Linked DNA regions of Homo sapiens: region 1 is linked to region 2. Evidence: chromatin contacts called from ENCODE Hi-C or POLR2A ChIA-PET data. All regions are on one chromosome and are shown on one strand. Each heading gives the region's core, a stretch centred on a gene start or an enhancer-like site at or near the end of the contact. The rest is flanking DNA. Distances are from core to core; before and after follow the strand shown. Region 1 overlaps LOC105374531 (a long non-coding RNA gene). Region 2 has its middle 18 kb from the start of PKDCC.

What was found. A loop is a pair of places that touch in the nucleus more often than their neighbours do. ChIA-PET counts read pairs that join two places held with the same protein, here RNA polymerase II (POLR2A). Pooled maps may share reads with other maps.
Region 1: a loop to region 2 is called in a map of GM11168, with 2.1 times the contacts of the local background. The contact joins two enhancer-like sites. A Hi-C loop is called at or near these places in 3 of 168 maps with a recorded cell type or tissue (GM11168, astrocyte of the cerebellum and endothelial cell of hepatic sinusoid) and 2 of 50 pooled maps. POLR2A ChIA-PET finds 5 or more read pairs at or near these places in 1 of 52 experiments (AG04450).

What each region holds. Positions count from the first base shown.
Region 1 is chr2:42,084,013-42,090,287 of GRCh38, forward strand. It overlaps LOC105374531 (a long non-coding RNA gene), which reads right to left. Exons shown (of 2, transcript XR_940001.1): 2 at 1-8. Among named protein-coding and RNA genes, the nearest start is that of PKDCC, 39 kb to the left of the region's middle. RefSeq lists an enhancer at 2,538-2,597. Within about 2 kb of position 2,664, at least 2 of the 41 ENCODE cell types and tissues checked have a DNase peak (open chromatin) inside an H3K27ac peak, as active enhancers do.
Region 2 is chr2:42,026,987-42,033,236 of GRCh38, forward strand. No RefSeq gene overlaps it. Among named protein-coding and RNA genes, the nearest start is that of PKDCC, 18 kb to the right of the region's middle. RefSeq lists enhancers at 1,546-1,845, 1,866-2,155, 2,176-2,365, 5,205-5,755 and silencers at 2,786-2,885, 5,409-5,595. Within about 2 kb of position 1,770, at least 8 of the 41 ENCODE cell types and tissues checked have a DNase peak (open chromatin) inside an H3K27ac peak, as active enhancers do.

The sequences.
Region 1 (6,275 bases), core at 1,414-3,913, 58 kb after region 2:
GAATAATTCTACAAAAGGAAATTGATGTAATGTTAGCAAAAGAAGGAAGAACAGATGCTTGTTAACCAAAAACACCAAATATCTACCGCACAAAATGGAGAACATTGCTGCTCTCCTGAAAGACGGAGATGGGCCTGAAGCACCAACTCTGAGCTATTTTGCTCCTTCCTGCTGCTCTCCTCTGCCCTGGAGGCAATGCTTCTAGCTTCCAAACACAACATGGTCCCCCAAGGTTTGTGGCTCAGCCACAGGACCAGTGTGAACAGATCCTAACCAAACCCCAGACCAGGCGATGGCTGGTGTGGTCCAGCTGACTCCAAGTTGTTAGAACCATGAGTCCCAGCCTGAGTCCCAAGAGTTGCAGGATTGTTTATCTTTGTTGGGGAAAAACTGTAGCCAGAGCCATAAATCACTGCCCAGCTGGATGGCCTCGCTGAAATGTTTGTTTAAACAATGAAATCTCCTGACGGACTGAAAATATAGGATGGATCACCCTGTCCTTCTCAGGCCCAGTCTTGCAGGCTGGAGCCCAGGGCATAGAGAGTGACTCAGAATTGGCTCCCCTCCCCCACTCTCCACCCCTCCCACCCCCAATATCAGCCCCAAAGAATGAAGCCACGGCATAGCTAATCCGAAACAGCAGATAATGCGAAAGCCATGTCTATCAATCTTTGAAATGCAGTCTCTGGAATGGTTCGCATTGGACGTGCCTTCCTGATGGAAGTAGCATTGCTTGGCTAATATGAACAAGAGGATGTGGAAGGGGCAGCCTCTGAAAGAACACTGCATGGAGCACCGTGGGGAGATCTGGCTCTGCCCTGACCACTGTTGGGTGTGGGCAAGTGACTTCCACTCTCTGGGCCTTGGTTTCCTCCCTTGTTAGATGAAGGAGTTAGACTTGGTCTTTGTGCTTCCTTTCAGCCCTTGCCTGCTAAGTGAGGTGGCTGTGCTTTTATATGCCCCAAAGAAAGACCAGATAAACAGGAGCAGGCAGGGGAAGAAGATGGGGAAGAAGAATAAGGAGGAGGGTTGTTGAATTAGATGAATTCCCACTTAGGGAGGCCAAGGCAGGCAGATCGCTTGAGGTTAGGAGTTTGAGACTAGCCTGGCCAACATGGTGAAACCTCGTCTCTACTAAAAATACAAAAATGAGCCAGGCATGGTGGCAGGCACCTGTAATCCCAGCTACTCGATAGGCTGAGGCTCGAGAATTCTCTTGAACCCAGGAAACAGAGGTTGCAGTGAGCTGAGATTGCATCACTGCACTGCAGCCTGTGTGACAGAGTGAGACTCTGTCTAAAAAAACAAACAAACAAAAAAAGAATTAGATGATGCCCTTGCAGTCTCTTCCTGCCCTAGGATGTCTTCTTCTGAGTTCTCTGGCCCTTCAGAGAAGGAGAGAGGGGAAGCTGCTTACTAAAGGCCCCATTGGCAGGCCCATAATCAGGAGCCTGGTACACTCCAAGGAGGTCACAAAGAGTGTTCCACTGATTCTGGGATGGGGGTGACATGGACCAAGTCAGACCTCAGGACGGGCCACTGCCCAGGCAGGACCTAGCTTCTGGGAGCCTATCTAGGCTGATGGAGATCAATGAGGGGAAGGGAGGATCCAGAGGTACACAATCTTCTTCTCAGGAATTTCCTACAGGAAAAAGGGCAGCAGAGACCTGACCCTTTCCAGTGTGGGGGCTGTGACCTTGGCTGTGCCATAGGAGCCATGACAGGCCTGAGATAGAGTATGTGAGCTGGGGTATTGACAGGTCCTGTCATTGGTTTGCCAAGTATTTTCAAGAACATATGACCTGTCACGTACAGTGGGAGGCACAGGGAATGCAAAGGTGAATAAGACCAGGGTTCTGTGAGAGTTTGCAGTGGGATATTCCAATGGGGCGAGCCATGGGATTTGCAACAGGGATTGCAGAGGAGATTGGGAAAGGATCGTAAAGGCATTTGTTAAAAGTTCCAGGAATGAGGTGTGAAGGACGGCATGTGGTCTTTAATTAAGACCTGCAGTGGAGGCTATGATGGGATTGCCTGTTGGGGATATAATGGGATGTTTTGGGGTTGGTCCAGCAGCCGTAAAATGGGAATATAATGGGAGTGTGTTGGTAGATATAACAAAGTATGTGTGGGGTGGGGGTCGATAGGATAATCCATTGACAGAGCAGCCTTTCCTGACAGCTCAGATGAGATCAGATTCTTCCTGTTGATATGGTCTCATAGTATCATATTTATCATCTATTACACTTCCCACAATTGAAATGAGTCCATTGTTTTGTACTTATTTGCTTAATGTCTATCTCCTTTACTAGGCTGTAAAAGCTGTCGGGGCTGTTGCCATGGAGGGAGGCATGGGTGTTGCTCACTACTGTACCCCATTCTCCTCCCCGCCCCAACACACAGCCCAGGACTGGGCACATAGGAAGCTCTCAATCAATAATCACTCATGGAAAGAATGGATGGAGACAGGATCTAGAACTAGCTTAGCTCCATGATCATCAAGGTGGTCAAGCCCCCTCCCCAAATCCAGACCCAAATCCTGCAGGGTTGCTCAATGTCCTCAGAATAAGTAACGGTTTTGTTATTGAATCTGGAGACTTTGGTTTCATTTGAAGGGAGGTGTTGCCATCTGGTGCCAAATTGGAGAAATACACTGAGAGAAAGTTCCTTCTGCTCCAGTTCTAGCAGCCTCCACTGACTACCCGCCCGGTGACCGTCAGCCAGCCTTCAGCCCCAGCTGCACAGAAATCAGTCCCATCTTCTCCCACTGCCTCGGGAAGTCAGGCAGCAAGAGTTCAGAAAACAGAGACCATGCAGGCCCTGTGCTGGACTACCCCTTCATCAGTCCCTCCAGTCAGCTCTCAGGTCATCATGGGCGCACCCTCACTCCTTCCTAACTTTGAACCCAAATGCTCATCCTGAAAAGCAGCAGCCCAGTGTGGGAGCAGGAGCCACAAATGAAGCTTTGATTCCACAATTAACATATGAGAAATTTCTCATCATCCGAGATTTTATTTTGGTCAATCCAGTTGACCCGCTCTGGATGGTGGGCACTGATGGAGATTTTGGAGACAAAAGACTTGTTTCTATATCATATCCTGTCATTGGCAGATGAGTATATTCCCCAGAAGTTAACTTTTTCCTCCTCTTTCTCTCCTCTGTCCTTGCCTTGAAAGCAAACACCGCTTGGCTCACACGACAATGGGGCCCAGACTTTTTTCAAGTCCAACATTGAAATCAAGCTTACAAAACAGAGAAAATGGAGATTTAATCTGCAATATAAAAGGATGAATTGCTTTACAATGTGAGTCACTACAGTTTCACTGATTCAACAAATATTTGTTATGCTCCTACTGTGTGCCAGGCATCTTTCTAGCCACAAGGAAATCAGCAGTGAATAAAACTCCAGCTCAAAGGGGTCTACATTCCAATGGAGCATCTCTCACCATGGAGCTCCTTATCCTGTGTCCTCTCCTGAAAGCAGGAGCAGCATCAGCACCCTCCTCACTACCTCACCTAGCAATATGCATATGACATCTTAACAAGAGGACTGAACATTGAAAGGACGGCTTCACAGGAACACAGCTGCTCTATAAATGGAGTGTATATTTAAATTGTCTTTATATTTTATGGAACATGTTTTATTTGCATTATGTCACTTGGGTGGGGGACAGTGGCAGTGCCCCAAGGCCATCTCATAGAAGCATGCCAGCTGAGTACAAACACTGCATTCACTAAGCAAACCCAGATGCATGGCAGCTGCCTTGTTACTCCCCAGTCAGACCCCTAACACATTTTTTTAACTTATTGTCAAAAGAAAAACTTTTGACAAATTAAATTTAACAGAACTTATTTTAGCAAAGAACAATTCATTAATCAGGCAGCACTCAGAACCAGAAGAGGTTCAGAGAGCTCCCTTTGTAATGTGGGCAGTGAGTACTTTAGAACAGGGAAGTAACTTAAAAAAATAGCTTGATTAATTACAGCTAGGCATTTGCTTTATTTGGACGTGGTCTGGTCAGCTGTCAACCTATGATAGGCTGAAGTTCAGCTGCTTGTGACTCGCTGAAACCCAGCTATCTGTTAGAAAAAGTATAGTAGTTAGATTTTAGTACCTACTAAGTTAGGTCACAGATCATTACATAGAAACTCAATGTACAAAGACAGGGTCCAGGGCCAGGCACAGTGGCTCATGCCTGTAATCCCAGCACTTTGGAAGGCCAATGTGGGCGGATCGCTTGAGGTCAGGAGTTAGAGACCAGCCTGGCCAACATAGCAAAACCCTGTCTCTACTAACAATACAAAAATTAGCCAAGCATGGTGGCACGCACCTGTAATTCCATAAAACAAAAATTAGCTGGGCATGGTGGTGTGCACCTGTAGTCTTGGCTACTTGGGAGGCTGAAGCGCGAGAATCGTTTGAACTCGGGAGACGGAGTTTGCAGTGAGCTGAGATCACGCCACTGCATACTACAGCCTGGGTGATGGAGTGAGACTCCGTCTCAAAAAAAAAAAGAAGAAAAAAAAAAGACAGGCTCTAGGCCAAACTTAATTTAACACTATCAAATTAGAAAATATATTTTTGCCTATGATACTAGTCACAACCAGAGATATTAGGAGAGATGAGCACTCCTTATGTATTGCTGCTAGCACTGAAAATTGTTAGAACTACTAAAAATCAATCTGACAATATATTTAAAAACCTTGAAAAATATTTATACATACGGATTTAGTAGTTCTGAAGACATCTATACTACAAAATAATCTTAAAGATTTATGCACAAAGATTTTCATTTTAGCATAATTTACAATAGCAAACAAATTGAATCCACAAACATTCAACAGAGAATTATGTTATATTGGTATGATGTAAAAGTAGGCAGTCATTAATAATGATGTCACAGGCCGGGTGCGGTGGCTCATGCCTTGTAATCCAAGCGCTTTGGGAAGCCGAGGCAGGTGGATCACCTGAGGTCAGGAGTTCAAGACCAGCCTGGCCAACACAGTGAAACCCTGTCTCTACTAAAAATAAAAAAATTAGCCGGGCATGGTGGCCCACACCTGTAGTCCCAGCTACTCAGGAGGCCGAGGCAGAAGAGTTGCTTGAACCCAGGATGCAGAGGTTGCAGTGAGCCGAGATCATGCCACTGCACTCCAGCCTCGGCAGCAGAGTGAGATTCTGTCTCAAAAAAAAAAAAAAAGTCACAAATAATTTTTTGTGACATGGGGGAAAATATGTATCAAAAGTAGAACGCAAAATCTTATACATAATAAATTCATATCTATTTATTTAAAAAAAAAAAAAAAAAAGGTAAAAAAAAAACTAGAAGGAAATTACCAAAACATTGAAAGTAGTTAACTGTTGCTGGCCCCTAACCCATTCTATCTGGGAATTCTGAGGTAGTCATGGCCAGGGGGTATGTCATGGGCCATGTATGAGTTGTCATGGCCAGATGCTCCAGGGTGGAGCATCTCTGGGTGTTCTTCAGCAGAATGCTGCCCCCTAGCGGGCGGCCCACATCCTGGGCAGCTCAGGAGTCACTGGATTTCCTCGCGCTCCCGCGCCACCACTCTACTGTCACCCAGCGCGGCCCAAGTCAGCCCTGCCACCAACGCCCGCCGCGGTCGAGAAAAGGCACCCCTTAGCATTTATGGCTCTATTAATTTTCCAAAGGGTGGCCCGATTCTTTTAATTTCACTAGAGCCCTTTCTCTTCAATGACTTTTAAAATCTTCCCCCCGGGGCAAAGTTGAAGGACATAGAATACTACCCACTCATTCCACCTTAAAAGCATCTTCTGGAGCACCTTCAACTGGTACCCAGCATCTTGATCCTTCCCTACCTCAGGGTTAAGTGCTCCCCCACCAGAGCAGTTAATGCCAAGAGAGACTGTCCACAACGTCATTCTCCACCTTTCTCAGTCAATTGTGTCCTCACCACTGATCTCAAATTTTTGGTCACTGTTCCTCCCAGAAGACCCACAATATTTCATCCTTGTATCCCGCAATTCTTACCATGGGTGATAACAGTCAGCTTCCCTAGGGAACACTTACTGTAAATAGGCCAGATATGTGGAAAGATCTTAAGTTATTAATACCAATAAATAAAATAAATCACAGCAAAAGAAAAATTGGTCAATTAATAAATAACTGCTGTGTTGAAACACACACATACTCACCGCCCTTTCTGTAATAAAAAACAACTAAAAACATAAAAGTGAATGTCATGTGTCTGTTTTAAGGTGACGAAGCTAATACCATTGACAGAGAAAGCAC
Region 2 (6,250 bases), core at 520-3,019:
TTCTCTAGTACAATGAGGAAAGCCCACAGCAGGTCTACCTCCTTCATCCTAGAAGACCTCACTCAGGGGCATGCTGGCCTGCAAGAATCCATGGACATCAGCAGGTCTGGCCAGACTAGAAGAAAGGCATCTACTCTCTGGAGTCCTCCATTCCTTCCTGGGTCAGGCTTTGAGTCAGGGTTTTTATGGCCAGGATATCTGTCCAACCATGAAGGACCACATCAAGACACGCTCAGAGCCCCGACCCATACCACTCTCCATCAGTCTGGAAAATGTGATCCAGCCAGGACACCCTGGATGCAAAGAAACCTATCCAGAGACCAGCAGAGGGACCTAGCCTATGGCCCGAAGCGCTCTGGCTTAAAAGCCAACAGAAGTCCCTCATGGATACTGGAGACCGGCCTGCAAGCACTGGACTTCTTGCCCACACAACCCTTGGCCCATGTGTTGCATGTTGGCATGACTTACAGCCTCTCCCAAACCAGGCTGGGGACCCCAAGACAGCCTGGGTTTACCTCCTGAATCCACCTGCGTCCAATCCCATCTTGTTCTTCCTCCTCCTACCTCCCACATTCATCTCCCTCTCATATCCAACCTGAGCATTCCTTTTCTTCTGCCCTCATCCTCATTTGTCATTTGGGACCCATAAAGTGGAGTCAGTAATAATAATAAGTATAATTGGCTCCTGGAGGAGAGAGGTGAGTGGGCGAAGCAGAGTAGACCTAGAGGAGGGAGAAGACCTGAAGAGGGAGATGCAGGGGCTCTCATGGAATGGCTCCCTGGTTGTCTTTGTCTGAAACTTAAGAGCCAGGAATCCATGTCTGCAAAGAGATGGTGGCCTGTGACATGGAGTCTTCCCAAGCCCTCCTGTAGAAATTGACAGCTCTTAGGGCTGGGAACCCACCATGCCCAGATCCCCTCCCGATTCCACAGATGCAGATAAAAGAATAGAAGTAACCAGCTCCCAGAGGGGTGGATGCAGATGTGGCCATCAGCACCCCAGATGTGGCTCAGCCATGGTCGCCGCCAGGGCTGCTGTGACTATGAACAGGAATGTAAACCCAGATGGGGGTGGGGATGGGAGCTGGAGGGGACAGAGCTGTTTCGGGGCTCCAGGAAGAACACAGCTCTGGGAAAGAGAGGGGTCTTGTGTCTGACTTCATAAAAATGCTCAGCCTGTTCCTGGGGAAAATAGATTGCTGCAAATAGATATTCCACCCTCATCCACCCGAGCTTCATTACCCCGTTCTAATCTCTCCTCCAACTCCTGCTGCCCATCCTGACCTCAACTTCATTAGGACCCTTCTCCACTGGTGGCCAAGGCAGCCTCTTTGGCCACTTCCTGCCACGGAAGGGAGGGCAGCAACAACTGCCTCCATCTCTGGAAAATGGAGGGAAATGTCAGTTTCGGCCTGGCAGGTCAGCCTCTGTCCTAAGCCTCGCTAATACCCAGCATTCCAGGCACCATAAAGATGAAGGGTCCCACAGCCCTGCTCACCAGCTCCTGCACATAAACACCCCCATTGATAAAGCTCCCTACACCATTGCACACGAGGCCCATTTACTTTCTACTTTGTTTTGAATTTTCATCTCAGGAGAAGCTTGCAAATCGCTAACAGCAGGAACTTTCCGGAAGTTGTAGAATATAATCAGTGCATTCTCAGATTTGTCACGCTCAGACAGAGCTTCCCCAAGGAGTCACCTATCAGGGAGCAGAGGAGGCAGGAGGCTGAACGTAGCCAACAGAGCCTGTGATGGGAAGAAGCCAGGGAGCCTGGCCCAGCCCCTGCCTCTGGGTAAGCTTGGCCTGCATCCTGCCCAGCCCCCATCTGGGTCCTGTTTGTGAAAATGAGGTGAGCAGCCCACACTCTGCTATTTTGGGAGGATTAGCTATCTCAACATAGAACATCTTTCCTGGGCAGGAAGTTCTTCTTTAAATATAGCCTGAACCCCTCCTATTGCAGAATCAGTCATTTCCTATGGTCAGGCCTCAGGAGAGGGGAGGTGGAAGAAGACAGCTGTCCCTGTCCTCCGCTAAGGAGCCACAGCCACAGTGCTGAGCTTGCCAAGTCCCCCAACTAACACACTTCTTGTCTGCATGCTACATAGACCTATTCGCTCGCAGAGTGCAGCTCTCAGATCAACCTGCCTCTGAGTGGACGGCCTAGGACTGGGTTTTTCAGCAAGACCCTGTCTCTTCGTGGGGATCCCTAGAGAAGGCTTTCTGCAATGACCTCTTTTAGAAAAAGTAATCCTCTTCTTCCAGTCATCTCCAATGAACCAAACAAATACTTGTCTGCTAGGTGCTTCATATATATATACAGAGAGAGAGAGAGAAAGAGAGACAGAGACAGAGTCTTATGTTGTCACCCAGGCTAAAGTGCAGTGGCATGATCACTGCTTACTGCAGCCTCCTGAGTAACTGGAATCACAAGCACATGCCATCAAATCCAGCTTTTTTTTTTTTTTTAAGAGATGAGGTTTCGCCATGTTGCCCAGGCTAGTCTCAAACTCCTGAGCTCAAGCTATGCTCCCGCTTCAACCTCCCAAAGTGCTGGGATTACAGGCGTGAGCTACTATGCCCAGTCTTTATATACTTTAGCACATTTAATTTCATCTCTACAACCCTACAAGTGAGAAAATACCACCAACATCTTGAACGTGAGGAAACCACCTGAGAGAGAGTAAAAAATTTACCTGAGGTTACAGAGTTGATAGATGACAGGGCCAGGATAGGAACCCAGGTCTGAGCCCTCAACCTACACTTTCTCCTCCCACCTGAGGAGACAGGAGGGCTGGACCTGACATTCGCTGAGTGGGCAGAGGAAAGAGGAGGCACACATGCAGTCACAGTGCTCAGCTGAGACTCCCCTGGCTGCCTTCCTGACAAGCCAGCATCTGGGTTCACCCCAGCTCTCACACCTTCTCACAGCCCAGGGAACAGGATTTCAGCAGCCCAGCAAGGTCAAAGGGCAGCCAGAAACATTGCTTCCTCCTTTATCTTAAGAGAAGAAGGAATCGCTTTTAGACTTCCACCTGGAATTATAGATTTAGAAGGATTATTCATGTCAGATGGGTTTAAACAAAGGAAGGCTTCCAGGAAGAGAAGAGACTATGGCCAGTTTTACAAAGAAGTGAAATTCTCTGTGGCAGAAAGCAGGGAGAAGCAAGCCCCAGAGCAGAGAACGGACCAAATCAAGTCTGGAGAAGCAGGCCACCCTCGTGGGGAAGGGCTGGGGCGCCAGAAATGGACACGCACACGATGTGGGGCTCAGCGGGCCATCTGCAGTTCTCCCATCCCAGGGCCCAGAATCCGGATCCCCTGATCCCCGAGGGGGTCGGCTGCAGCAGCCCTCCTCAGGCAGTCTACTCCACATTCCTCACATTCTTTACGCTCAATTAAGGAGAAATAATCAGGGGAGCAAGCAGGCCACAGCAGGATGGCCATGCCCCACGCCATTGGGATCACGTGTGCAGAAAAGCCCCGCAGACCCCAGACCAGAGGGGCCTTGGGGGGAAAAGGGAATCAAGCAGCGAGGACAACGGTGCCCCTCTGCGCTCCACAGAGACAAAGGAGAGCGAAGAAAGGCAGGCAGGGGGGAGATCAGGAAAGAAAAGGAGAGGAGAAGGCAAGGTCAGAGCAAAGGGAAGATGTGCAGCCCAAAGCCCTCAGCCATCGTTTCCTAATCATGCCATTGCTTCACCGCAATCACCATCCATCACCATCATCAAATGCCCTTTGAGACCCAGGGATGCTCAAAATGTTACCCGCCTTCATCAGTTAGTGGCATGTGCTGATTAAGTGTGTCATGGGAATAGGGCCTCTCTGGGGTCTTCAAAATACACTGTCTTTAGTCTGCAGGGGGATGCCATTCTTGGCCTCAGTGGAACATGCTTATTTCCTCCTCCTGGACCCAGTGAGTCTGATCAGCCAAGCAAGCTCCTACTCCCTCAAGCCTCTGTCCCTGGGCTGCCTCCCTCCCCATCTCCAGAGCCTTCCAGACTTCCCCAGTGCCCAGCAGACCCAGAGCCTATTTCTGGGTTCCCCCTTCAGTCCCCAGAAGACCCAGAGTCTCTTTCTGGGTTCCCCTTTCAGTCCCCAGCAGACCCAGAGTCTCTTTCTGGGTTCCCCATTCAGTCTCCAGAAGACCCAGAGTCTCTTTCCAGTTTCCCCCTTCATCTGGTACATGTAACCAGCGCAGCTTTTATCATGCTGTTCTGTAATTGTAGGTGTTTATATCTTTATCCCTACCAGAATGAATAACTAAATGAATGATCATTATTATCTACTGAGCATGTTCTATGTGCCAGGCACTTGTTAGCCCTTGAGAGATGACCTCATTTAATCCTTTTAACATCCTAGAGGTCATTCATATTATTATACCCAATTTACCCATGAGGAAGTTGAGACTGAGAAAGATCAAGTAACTTGTCCACAGTGACCCAGCTAGTAAATCAAAGAAGGGAACCTTGAACACAGGATTGTAAAATGCCAAAGCACATGCTATTATTCTGACACTAAGGTACCTGGGGACAGCACCTTAGCCTTGCTTACCACAGCATGGCAAAGAATAGGTGCTCAATATATGGGATGGCTGGCTGGCTGGATAGATGGATGATGTGTGCTCTGAAGAGTTTCAGCAGTGGAGCTGAGCCAAAAACTCTTCCCACCTCCTTTATGATCAATGAGTCAAATTTGTGAAAGGATTTGTTAGACCAAAGACAAATGTTATGCTCTTTGTTGAGTCTCAGATTATGACTACAGGTAGGGCACCATCTGTGTCCACTTAGGTCTCAGGATGTGGTCAGAGATGAGACCCAATTGATCATCAGGGTGGGAATCAGTCTGGGGCTAGGTTAGAGGATCAGTCTGTAGCTGGTGTAAGTTGGAGGAAGAGAACACATCTCTGCCAAGCTGACTTGGAACTGAATAGAGAATGGAAAGTTCTCAAGCCAGAGACCTTTGTTCCTGGACATTGAGGGCGGAGAGATGACATGTGTGAGAGTAACTTGGTGTGGGTGTGTGGGAGAGTGTGGACCAGAGGACTCCAGGAACGAGAGTGTGGGGACGGACCCACTAAGTGTGCACCATGTGATTTTGAGTGCCACATACATGAGAGTGCATGGTGTGGCACATGTGTGTGCTGTGTGTGTTGGGATGACAGAGGCTGGGAAGGGTGTGAGAGAGACAAGCACACACCTGTAATAACATTGGCTTCAGACGCTAGGAGAGAAGGAATTCCCCCAACTGTTTTATCAGAGCCGAAGTTACCAAATTACGTTGTTGTTTTAAATTTGAGCTTCTCTGCCTGCAAATGGGGGGCTCTCAGGTTCACGAGCTTAATGCTTGGCTGGGTCTGGAGCTCCACTTCCCAATCCAATCGGGGCTCCCAGAGCTCCCAGGCCCAAGAAACAAAAGTCTTCTCTCTCAGGGCTTTGAAGTGGAAACACTAACTGCTCCCTTTAATTAGAAAGAAACCCCCTATTGTTCCCGCTTTATTACTGATGGATGAAGACATAGCAGCGGGGGCAGAGTCTCAAGGAAGGGGGAGGGGAGCTGAGAAAGGAGTGGAGGGGGCCCAAAAAAAAATCTCTATTTGGAATAGAGATTCTCCACACTTGGTCTCCATGTGCAAACCAGACCTCTTTCAGCACCTAGTCCACAAAGATTTTACTGGACATTTGGCCTTCTACTCGACGTTATAGGAAAGACAGAAAGAGTCTCAGCCCTCAACCAGTTCATAATCTAGATAAAACAGGGCAGGGGGAGAAGAATGAAAGATAATTGATATTAAATCAGTCCTGCAGGCTGGGTGCGGTAGCTCACGCCTGTAATCCTAGCACTTTGGGAGGATGAGGTGGGTGGATCGAGGCAGGAGAATCGCTTGAACCCGGGGGTGGGGGCGGGGGCGGGGGCGGAAGTTGTATTGAGCCCAGATCGCACCACTTCACGCCAGCCTGGGCAAAAGAGTGAAACTCCGTCACACATACACACACACACACACACACACACACACACACACAATCAGTCCTGCAATACAAGCACTAAGAACTTAGGATAAATAGAGTGGGGAGATAGGTCCATAAGACAATCTTCTAAGAAAATACTGGGGGTGGCTGCCTGGGACCTGAGCTGGATGCTGCAGACTGGGGAGACTGGCAGAAAGACTAGGGGAGGGTACTCCCACGCCAAGCAGAGTAAATGGAATGTGCAAAGGCACAGAAGGAATGGACACAGCTTCTTTGGAGG